Regions from separate parts of the Homo sapiens genome. Here region 1 is linked to region 2. The links are chromatin loops, found by intact Hi-C in ENCODE. Cell type or tissue: ovary. All regions are shown on one strand. Links, peaks and the distances in the headings refer to the core of each region. The heading gives the core; the rest is flanking DNA. Region 1 has its middle 54 kb from the start of SCAF4. Region 2 overlaps CFAP298-TCP10L (CFAP298-TCP10L readthrough).

Evidence for each region. A loop is a pair of places that touch in the nucleus more often than their neighbours do. Peaks named below come from ENCODE experiments on the same cell type or tissue, not always from the same donor. Only the 100,000 strongest peaks of a DNase experiment are listed, where the experiment ranks them.
Region 1: a loop joins it to region 2, with 3 times the contacts of the local background. A loop is called at or near these places in 12 of 110 quality-filtered maps.

The regions. Positions count from the first base shown.
Region 1 is chr21:31,783,304-31,788,677 of GRCh38, reverse strand. No RefSeq gene overlaps it. Among named protein-coding and RNA genes, the nearest start is that of SCAF4, 54 kb to the right of the region's middle. In ovary, for the core only: a CTCF peak has its summit at 2,633 (motif pointing left); a DNase peak (open chromatin) is centred at 2,617.
Region 2 is chr21:32,589,582-32,594,955 of GRCh38, reverse strand. All of the region lies in intron 5 of CFAP298-TCP10L (CFAP298-TCP10L readthrough), which reads left to right. Among named protein-coding and RNA genes, the nearest start is that of TCP10L, 6.7 kb to the right of the region's middle. In ovary, for the core only: no CTCF peak of the experiment used is centred there; a DNase peak (open chromatin) is centred at 2,375.

The DNA of each region.
Region 1 (5,374 bases), core at 63-5,062, 810 kb after region 2:
TGATACCCTTAAGGGTGCAGTGCTGCAATCATAGTTCACTGTAGCCTTGAACTCCTGGACTCAAACAGTCCCCCTGCCTTAGCCTCCCTCTTGTCTCAGCCTCCAAAGTAGCTGGGACTACAGGCATGTGCCACCATGTTCAGTGAGTTGTTTTTTTTTAATTTTAGAGATGGGGTCTTGCTATGTTTCCCAAGCTGGTCTTGAACTCCCGGCTTCAAGAGGTCCCCCCTACCTCAGACTTCCAAAGTGCTGTGATTACAGGCATGAACTACCATACTCGGCCATAAGATGTCATTTCTAAATCTATTCTTAGAGGTCATAAACTTAAAAGTGATTTGAAGACCCAAAATTCTTAGAGCATGATAGAAACGATCGGCCATTGGTTTCTTGGATCCCACATAGATCAGTGAATCTTACATGGCCCATTATGAACCAGGGCAATGCCTCTTCCAAATGATGTGTCTCCCCAAAATCTGTGCTTCTGGCATTTTTTGGATCTGGAAAGAGTGGAAGTGGGTCAGCCTAAGTCAGTTACCACTATTAAAAAAAAAAAAAAAAAAACGCTAGGGCCGGGCATGGTGGCTCATGCCTGTAATACCAGCACTTTGGGAGGCCGAGGCCAACAGATCACTTGAGGTCAGGAATTTGAGATCAGCCTGGCCAACATGGCGAAACCCCCATCTGTACTAAACATACAAAAAAAATTAGCCGGGCGTGGTGACACGTGCCTGTAATTCTAGCTACTCAGGAAGCTGAGGCACGAGAATCACTTGCACCTGGGAGGCAGAGGTTGCAGTGAGCTGGGATTGCATCACTGCACTCCAGCCTGGGCAACAGAGAAAGACTCTGTCTCAAAAAAAAAAAAAAAAAAGTAAAACACTAAACACACACATTCACTCATGCACATCCACCCCCCAGCTTAGCATTTTACACGAAGGCCAGCATATAATGCCTGCACCCCCTTCTTCAACAGAGATAAGAAAAGCAACCCTTTGTCTCTATCTAGTGGACTCTCTTTCTCTTTTTTTTTTTTTTTCTTGAGACAGAGTTGCACTCTTGTTGCCCAGGCTGGAGTGCAATGGCGCAATCTCAGCTCACTGCAACCTCTGCCTCCCAGGTTCAAGCGATTCTCCTGCCTCTGCCTCCTGAGGAGCAGGGATTACAGGCACCTGCCACCACATCTGGCTAATTTTCTGTATTTTTAGTAGAGACGGGGTTTCACCATGTTGGCCAAGCTGGTCTCGAACTCCTGACCTCAGGTGATCCACCCACCTCAGCCTTGAAAAGTGCTGGGATTACAGGCGTGAGCCACCACACCCAGCCTAGTGGACTCTCTTTCTAGACCAAATATTGGAACCACCTATTTTATTGTTGTCTGAAATAGAATCCATAAATAGCATGACCACCACACATCCATGACAATGTGACTACAATAGAAGACGTCAGTAAGAAGTCAGATGCGTGCCTTGCATGTAAAATCCCTGTGAACAGGACCACTACCCGTGCATGCTGAACCCAGTGTGCTGCTTTGGCAACTCAGATCCCAGGGGCAGCGCTGTCATTGGTGAGGCAATTTTCAGAAATGGTAAGCAACTCTTGGGGAAGTTTCTGCAAAACAGAGGGATAGATTTCAATTTATGTGATAGTTATACAACTGGGAAATTCTGTGTGTATTAAAAGCACAGGAAAATAATGTGTGTTAGATACAAAATAGAGTTCAGGTCTGGCATTAGATTATTATCAACAGGTTTTTCACCTATATACATGACCAACAAGATACTCAAAACTAGCACAGGCTGGGAGAGAAGTTTTCATCATGAGGGAAAACCTCACACCTCACAGGGTGAATAAGCAATCCTGGCTCCCACCTACCATGTGCCAGATGTGTCCCCACTGGCTGTGATTACTAAGAAATGGCCACAGATTTGCACACCCTGGGAGGAGAGCTGCCCTCATTAAGCATCACTGCACAAATATTCTTCTGAAAATAGAATGCCCTGACCCAAACACTATGCTTCAAATGGAGAGTGATGGAAGGAGTGTGACGTAGAACATCTCAGAAATGCCAAGTTGGTTTTATCTCAAGTGCCATTGATCGCTAGAAGCTGACTGAAGTGGTGTGTTGAGAAAGTATCTAGAACTGCCTTTGGACTCAGTGAGGAAGATTGCCATCATCTATCAACCATGCCATCTGTGAGCACAGAGGAGGGAAGTGTGGCCTGCATGCCACCATGTTTGCTGGCCCAGAAGTGTAAACTCTCTTATCCTAGACACCTTTTGCCTATGTCTGCAGCTGAAAATTGAAATCACTTTTTGGCAGGAAAAAAAATGCAATTGACTCATATCAAGCTCCACTTTCCCACATTTGGCAAAACATTTCAGAAGTTAGAGCAAAGAGGAAAACATCGGGTTCAAATATTCAAAACCATACATATTTCACGGAACAAGAGGAACTCTTTGTGATAGAGAAATTAAAAAATAGAACTGCTTAGCAGATATATAAAGATGGTTTCTGTCAGGGAGAGTCTGGAAGAATTCATACACTGGCAGCTCCGAAATTCAAGGACAGAGTAAAGTCTTGCATTGAACCTTTTTCTTCCACAGCCTGCCCCCTGGTGGAGATGTTAATAAGCAGCAGACACACAAGACTGAATTTACCGAAGGAAAGGGGAAAATAAAGCCGCTGCCCCAAGACCTTCTGAAGTAATGGAGAAAAGAAGCTTTGACGATGATGGTGGTAGTGGTGGTGATGATGGTAATGATGATGATGGTGGTGGTGGTGGTGGTGGTAGTGGGGGGTGATGATAGTGGTTAGTACAATTTGGATTTGTGTCCCAACCGAAATCTCATCTTGAATTGTAGTTCCCATAATCCCCATATGTCGTGGGAGGGACCTGGTGGGAGGTAATTGAATCATGGGGGCAGTCACCCCCATGCTGCTGTTCTCGTGATAATGAGTGAATTTTCACGAGATCTGATGGTTTTATAAGGGGCTTTTCCCCCTTTGCTCGGCAATTCTTCCTGCCACCATGTGAAGAAGGATGTGTTTGCTTCCCCTCCACCATGATTGTAAGTTTCCTGAGGCCTCCCCAGCCATGCTGTACTATGAATCGATTAAACCTCTTTCCTTTGTAAATTGCCCAGTCTCGGGTATGTCTTAATTAGCAGCATGAGAATGGACTAATACAGTGGTGGTAGTGGTGGTGGTAGTGGTGGTGGTGGTGGTGGTGGTAGTTGGTGGGTGATAATGGTGGTGGCAGGGATGGTGATGATGATGGTGGTGGTGATGATGGTGGTGGTGGTGGTGATGGTAGTAGTCAGTGATGATGATGGTGGTGGTGGTGATGGTGATGGTGGTGGTGGTGGTGGTGATGGTGATGGTGGTGGTGATGGTGGTGATGGTGGTGGTGGTGATGACAGTGGTGGTGGTGATGGTGATGATGGTGGTGGTGATGGTGGTGGTGGTGGTGGTGGTGATGGTGGTGATGGTGGTGGTGGTGGTGGTGATGATGATGGCGGTGGTGGTGATGGTGGTGATGGTGGTGGTGGTGATGGTGGTGGTGATGGTGGTGGTGATGGTGGTGGTGATGGTGGTGGTGATNNNNNNNNNNGTGTGGTGTTGTTGTTGTGGTGGTGGTGGTGGTGGTGGTGGTGGTGGTGTTGGTGGTGGTGGTGGTGGTGGTGGTGGTGGTGGTGGTGGTGGTGGTGGTGGTGGTGGTGGTGGTGGTGGTGGTGGTGGTGGTGGTGGTGGTGGTGGTGGTGGTGGTGGTGGTGGTGGTGGTGGTGGTGGTTGTGGTGGTGGTGGTGGTGGTGGTGGTGGTGGTGGTGGTGGTGGTGGTGGTGGTGGTGGTGGTGGTGGTGGTGGTGGTGGTGGTGGTGATGGTGGTGGTGGTGGTGGTGGTGGTGGTGGTGGTGGTGGTGGTGGTGGTGGTGGTNNNNNNNNNNNNNNNNNNNNGTTGTTGTTGTTGTTGTTGGTGGTGTTTGTTGTGGTGGTGGTGGTGGTGGTGGTGGTGGTTGGTGGTGGTGGTGGTGGTGGTGTGTGGTGTTGATGATGGTGGTGGTGGTGATGGTAGTGGTGGTTGTTGATGGTGGTGGTGGTGATGGTGGTGGTGGTGGTGGTTGTTGGTGGTGTGGTGATGTTGGTGTTGGTGGTGGTTGTTGTGGTGATGTAATTGTTGCTATGGTTGTTGTTGTTGTTATTGTTGTTGTTGTTGATAATGGTGATGATGGTGTTGATGGTGGTGGTGATGATGGTGGTGATGGTGGTGGCGGTGATGGTGGTGGTGGTGGTGGTGATTAAATAGCTGCTAATGATGGTGATGGTGGTGGTGGTGGTGATGGTGATAATGGTGATGATGGTGATGATGGTGGTGGTGATGACGGTGGTGATGGTGGTGGCGGTGATGGTGGTGATGGTGATGGTGGTGATGGTGGTGGTGGTGGTGGTGATGATGATGGTGGTGGTGGCTGTGATTATGATGATGATGGTGATGGTGGTGGCGGTGATGGTGGTGATGGTGATGGTGGTGATGGTGGTGGTGGTGGTGGTGATGATGATGGTGGTGGTGGCTGTGATTATGATGATGATGGTGATGGTGGTGGCGGTGATGGTGGTGATGGTGATGGTGGTGGTGGTGGTGGTGATGATGGTGGTGGTGGCTGTGATTATGATGATGATGGTGATGGTGGTGGTGGTGGTGGTGATGGTGGTGGTGGCAGTGGCAGTAATAGCTAATATATATGTAGCATTTCTCTGTGCCGAGCTCTATTCTAAGTGCTTTACATACATTAATTTAATCCTGACAGCAATCTTATGAGTTTTACAATCCCCATTTACACGTAAGAAAATGAAGCACAGAGAGGTTATGTCACTTGCCCAAGGTAATACGGCTCATAAAGAGAGGCTCCCAATACCTTGCTCTAAAATATTTTGCTAATAGCTTTTTCCGAATTAGAGTTTCGTTAAAGTTCTCTTTCAAAGAAAAAGTATAACCTGGTGAGTTAAGACTATCAGTCATTCACACATGTGTATAAATGACCTTAATCAAACATTACTGCAAATACATAGGAGTTTTCATTGAAGATGGAAAGGGAGACATGGCACTGGAGGAGAAGCCTCTGAAGAAGGATAGTTTCGGGGGTGGGGGTGGAGGGGATTTTACAGTTGGAGGGGCTTACCAGAAGGCAGACACATCTGGGTCAGGAAGAGGATGTCTGAAGGTGAGCGGGTCCCAAACATGTGGGTTATTTGCCTTGCAGATTTTCCAAGAGACTGCCATTGGCATGTACAGACTTGGTTAATTTTTCCAAGACTACAGTGGATTCACTTTTTAAAAGGTGAATATAGCACTTCCCCAAGACCATGTATTAGTTA
Region 2 (5,374 bases), core at 61-5,060:
AGGCCGTGTCTTCTGCAAGACCCCCGGCCAATGAGAGGGACTCAGGCCTGAGCACAGGTTTCTGAACCAGAGTCTCGCCTCTCACCTCCTCAAACCTCCCTGCTTCCCTTCCCACCAAGTTATAATTGAGTGATTGTGCATCCCGATTGTGGTCTTCCAAAGGCACTTAACGTGATCGCACTTTCCCCTTCAATTTCTCACCAGTTAGCTTGTAAATGACAAAGTCTGCCCCATGGAGAGAGCCTTCTTCAGATTTTAAGATAAAGACATCAGTAGTGCAATTAAAAAGATGAAGACAATGAAAATAATTATTTAGTAGGATAATAAACGGAATCTGGGCAGAGTCGTGCTGAGCAGCTATGAATTGCATCAGCACATAACGTACTGGCCGCAACTCACTGTGCAGAATGGCCAGGCCACAGGCTCGGGCTCCCCCGACACTCCACTTCCCATGGGCATTTTCCCCACTGGCCACTAACATCAGATGGGTTCACACTCATGAAAGACACTTGGTGCCAAGAAACAGGTGCCTGCAGGGCTGGTATGACATAGGGACTCTGTGGTGCAGTGTGTGTGGCTGGTTGGCGTATTAGCAAGGATGAGGACACAGGTGTCCAGTAAGGACTGCTTGAACGAAGGTCCTTGATTCACAGAACAGGAACTGTGCTGACCGCCTGCCCTCCTTTATCCCAAGAAGAACTCCAACTGACATCATTACACACAGCATGAAATCCAAACCTTGTCATCCTCATCACAACGTAAATAACATGTTTGTACCGCACTTTGTAATTTTTAAGTCACCTTGGCATATAAACATACATTGCTTTTACATAAACACCTGTGCATAAGGGGAGGATATATGTGTGTGTTGACAAAAGTCAGGTCTACAGGACATGGGGCTGGTTTTGGTAAACCCCCCTGGAGAAGGGCCTAGGTGTGAGCCCTGGCTCAACCCCCAGGTCAGCTACTTGTCTTCAGGTCTGATCCTGAAGCCAGCTTCCCACATCCCACCCTAAATGGTGTCAGGCATCCTGAGAGGAAAAGGCAGTGTGGGGCTCTCCCCGGCGGCGGGGGGCGGTGGGGGGGGAATCTGTTCCTAATCCAGAGCTCTGTGCACAGGGCCTTTGGGAGTCTGTGTGCCTGCTGTGGATGGGAGATCCTGCCCCTGTATCTTCCGTGGAGAGGGCACGTAGCTTTCGGCAGATGACAGACGCTGGAAGTGAATAACACCCCTCCTTTATTCAGTCTGAAAGTACTGTTTGCCTCACTAGAATTCTGTGTCATAAGAACCCCCAGACTTGCATGGCCTCACTGTGACAGCTGGATCTCAGCTCCCTGTGACCCCTCTGAGGCAGTCAAGGCAGGTGTCCTTATCCCCTTTGTGTCTGACGCCCCCAACAACCCTCAGGGTCAATGATTCACTAGAAGGATTCACAGAACGTTACTGTTTATTATAGCAAAAGGACACAGATTAAAATAAGCAAAGGAAAAAGGTGCTTGGGACACAGTCCAGGAGAGGCCAGCTGTGAGCTGCCCGCCGTCCTGACCTGAAGGAGACACCAGTGCACTTAATTCTGTCGGCAACAACTGTGCCAGTGTGCACATAACACCACCTGCCAGGGAAGCCCCCGAGCCTTAGGGTCCAGGGCTTCTCCTGGGAGCCGGTCACATAGGCCTGAATCATTCCGCTGGCTAATCCTAGTCACCCAGTCCAGCTATCCCAGAGGTCAAATTGATGTAGTGTGGCTCTAGGGTCCACATAAATCACTGTTAACATGAACTCCATGAACTCTTGGCCATGGCTGGAGGCCGCAGGTAAACGTAAACACTCTTATCAAGCAAGATAATCCAAGGGCTCAAAGGGTATCCTCTGGGAAGAAGGACAGGGCCAGACCTTTCTCTGAATGTGCAGGGTTTGGACACCCCAAGCCTGCTGAGTTAACCCTTTACCACACATCCTTGTGCAAATGAGGAGGCACACTAGGAAGTTTTTAATAGGCTTGCCCGAGGCTGGGCGCAATGGCTCACGCCTGTAATCCCAGCACTTTGGGAGGCCGAGGCAGGCAGATCACGAGGTCAGGAGATCGAGACCATCCTGCTTAACATGGTGAAACCTCGTCTCTACTAAAAATACAAAAAATTAGCCGGGCGTAGTGGCGGGCGCCTGTAGTCAGTCCCAGCTACTCAGGAGTCTGAGGCAGGAGAATTGCTTTAACCTGGGAGGCAGAGCTTGCAGTGAGCCAAGATAGCGCCGCTGTACTCCAGCCTGGGCAATAGAGTGAGACTCCTCAAAAAAAAAAAAAAAAAAAAAAAAAAAAGAGATAACAGCACAAACTGACCTCAGCATGGGCTGGGACGATCTCACGGCATCCGGGCGGGAAGTCTCAGCCAGGGAGTCGGGCTGGGGTGGTCTCTGGGCTTCGGGGCTGTAAGAGCCAGGGAGTCGGGCTGGGCCTCCGGACATGAGGCTCTGGACACAGCGTTTGCTCTTGAGACCAGGTGCCCCTTGGGCCCACTCAGATTTTATTTTTTTACAGATTTTTGCCACTTTCCAGGTGGTCGTTCTTTGTCCTCCTGAGCTTGGGCCTCGCTCCTTGGGACCCCTGGACCAGAACCCCAATCAGCTCAGGAACAGGCTTCTGGCAGATGAGCCCGGCGGCAGTGGAGCGAGAGATGCAGTGAGCAATGTGGCTCCATAAGCACAGTACAATGCATATCCTTTCAGCCACGTCTTTGTTTATTTCATTAGCTTTGCTTTATGAAATATTTCAAGAACTGGCATTGTGTGCAAGGCTCTAGAAGAATTTTTTGCATGTGTTTGATTTTAATTTTCTCTGTTTGCTTTTTAGTAATTAAGAGTAAAGTCAACCAAGAACATTTTACATTCTTTTTGTTTTCTTTCTAGACTTGCTAGGCCAGGAATTGAGGAAAGGAAACAGTACTTGGGAAGAATTTGCTAAGGAACAACTTAAAGTGGATTTTCCAATAATAGAAAATTGCATCTGGCTACACAGGGCACAGGTGCAGCTCCTTGGTGTAGATGGGCTACGGGGTCGTTTTGTCCACCCATAGGGAATATGTTTGTATCCTGTACAAAATGTGATCCTGTCACCTTGTCAGTGGCCTGAAGAGTTGCAGCAGGAAGAGGGTTGTTTTAAATTCTGATCGAAACAGACTTTCTGTGAGCCTGGATTCTGTGAGGTGCTGCCTGATTTCTCTCCAGCTCCAGGCCCTTGGATCCTGCATTTTAGGGACAGCCCCTCGTTTTTGTTTCTCTGGCTCGCGGCTGGCGTTTCTTCCCCAAGCTGTAATGCTCGATGAGTTGGGCCCTTGTGTGGTTAAGTGGTGGGTTCCTACAGGGGTCGGGAGGAGGGAGGTCAGGACAATTTTTAAATATTCCTTTTTCATGTATCTATAATCATACAACAACTGAAATGACACTGACACGTAAGTCCCCACAGTTTGGGAGGCTTAGGGAGAAAGAGACTGACTTGATACTCAGAAGGCAGAGAGGTGACATCTAGGGGAGGTGGGCCTGCCCCTCATATGCCCAAATCCCACAATAGAGAGCTTCACTATGGCAGAGGGAAGGAGAGAAGAGGAGCTGGTGGTCACAGAGGACCTCATTCAGGACTAGCTGGGCCCCTCAACCTGAGACCTTCCATGGGGTGGAGGAGTCAAGGGAGCATTTTAAATTATGCCCTAAACTAAAATATCTTGGCTACAGTAAACCAGACATTCTCCAGTACTGGAATCCTTGCCCCGTTCCGCTCTCCTCATAACTCCAATTACCCGATCTAACTTTTCCCCCTTGACTATCAACCTTGTGCAGCGAACTCTTCCTCTGTATCTTCAGTGCGCCGCTTATAGCTTGGCTTCGAGCCCACAGTTTCCGATGCCTCCTGCATTAGGGCACCTGGTCAGCCATGCCATAGACCCAGTGCATCCGAGAGGAGACTCTCCCCTCTGCGGGCTTCCCCACTGTGCAGCCACTCAGCCTCCTCCTTCCTCTCTGGCTGGAAATGTGAGACCCATCCTGGCTCAGATGCCCCTTCATCATCAGAGCCTCATCAATCTCTGGAACCTGCATTTCTGTCTGTGCAGAGTTAGTAGTGCTGGTTATTTCTTCATATTTCTGCTGCTTACTGTCAGCCATGTTTTCTTAAAGTGTTATTCTCGGCACCTCATCAGAGTAACTTGGGGCGCTTGTTAAAAATTCACATTCTCAGCCCGGGACTATTGAATCCGAATTTATACGGGTGAGGCCTAGAAATGCACATTTAAGAAGAGTTTCTGCCGTAACAAATTACCGACACGTAGTGGTTTAAAACAACAATCGTGTTCTCATACAGTTCTGTATGTCAGAATCCTGGCTGAGTCTCGTGGAGCTACAGCCCAGGCCTTGGCAGGCTCATTCGTTCTGGAGGCTGGAGGTGGGCTCTGCTTCCTTGCCCTTTCTGGGGCTGAGAGCGCCTCGGCTCCTGGTCCCTTCCTGTCTTCAGGCAGAGTGAGCCTCTTCAAACCTCTCCCCTCCCTCCCTCCCTCCCTTCTTTCCTTCCTTCTTTCCTTCTTTCTCTCTCTCTCTTTCTTTCCTCTTTCTTTCTTTTTCTTTCTCTTTCTCCTTCCTTCCTCCCTCTCTCCCTCCCTACCTCTCTCTTTCTTTCTTTCTTTCTTCTTTCTCTTTCTTTCTTTCTTTATTTCTTTTTCCTTCTTTTTCAGACATTGTCTCACTCACTCACCCAGGCTGGAGTCCAGTGCCACAATCTCAGCTCACTGCGGCCTCTGCCTCCTGGGCTCAAGTGATCCTCCCACTCCAGTCTCCCGACTAGCTGATTTTGTCCCATGATTTTGTAGTATTTCAAGACCAGTATTATGAATATTAGTTTTCATTTTTCTGGCAACTATTTAGTTCTGGCTAACAGAGCACTGACTGGATAAGTATCAGGTCACAAAATATTTACCATGGGTTCATATGATGTGGTAAACTTGTGTCTTTCATGGGGGCTTTTAGCTAAAGCAGTAATTAGAGGTATTGTAAGATGAACCCCTTAGCTAATTGCAAGCTGTACCTGACGTCTCCCATGAAGACAAGCAGCCAGATCCTGAAATTCATGACTGATGACTTGTGAAAGTCTAACGCATATTCTGCAATGATGTGCCATGGGCCTCTGCCATTTCACCTCACCATCACGCCACAAATTAGTACTCACAGCTGAGAGTTTAGACCTAAAAGGGGCAATAAAATTGAGTTCAAATACTGTATTAAGGGACTTGCCCAAAATTACATAATTATTTTGTGTAAAGTCCAAATTATACAAATCCTCAGATTCCGAGGTCGGGGTTTCTTTTCCTGTAACATGTTCCTTCAAATATG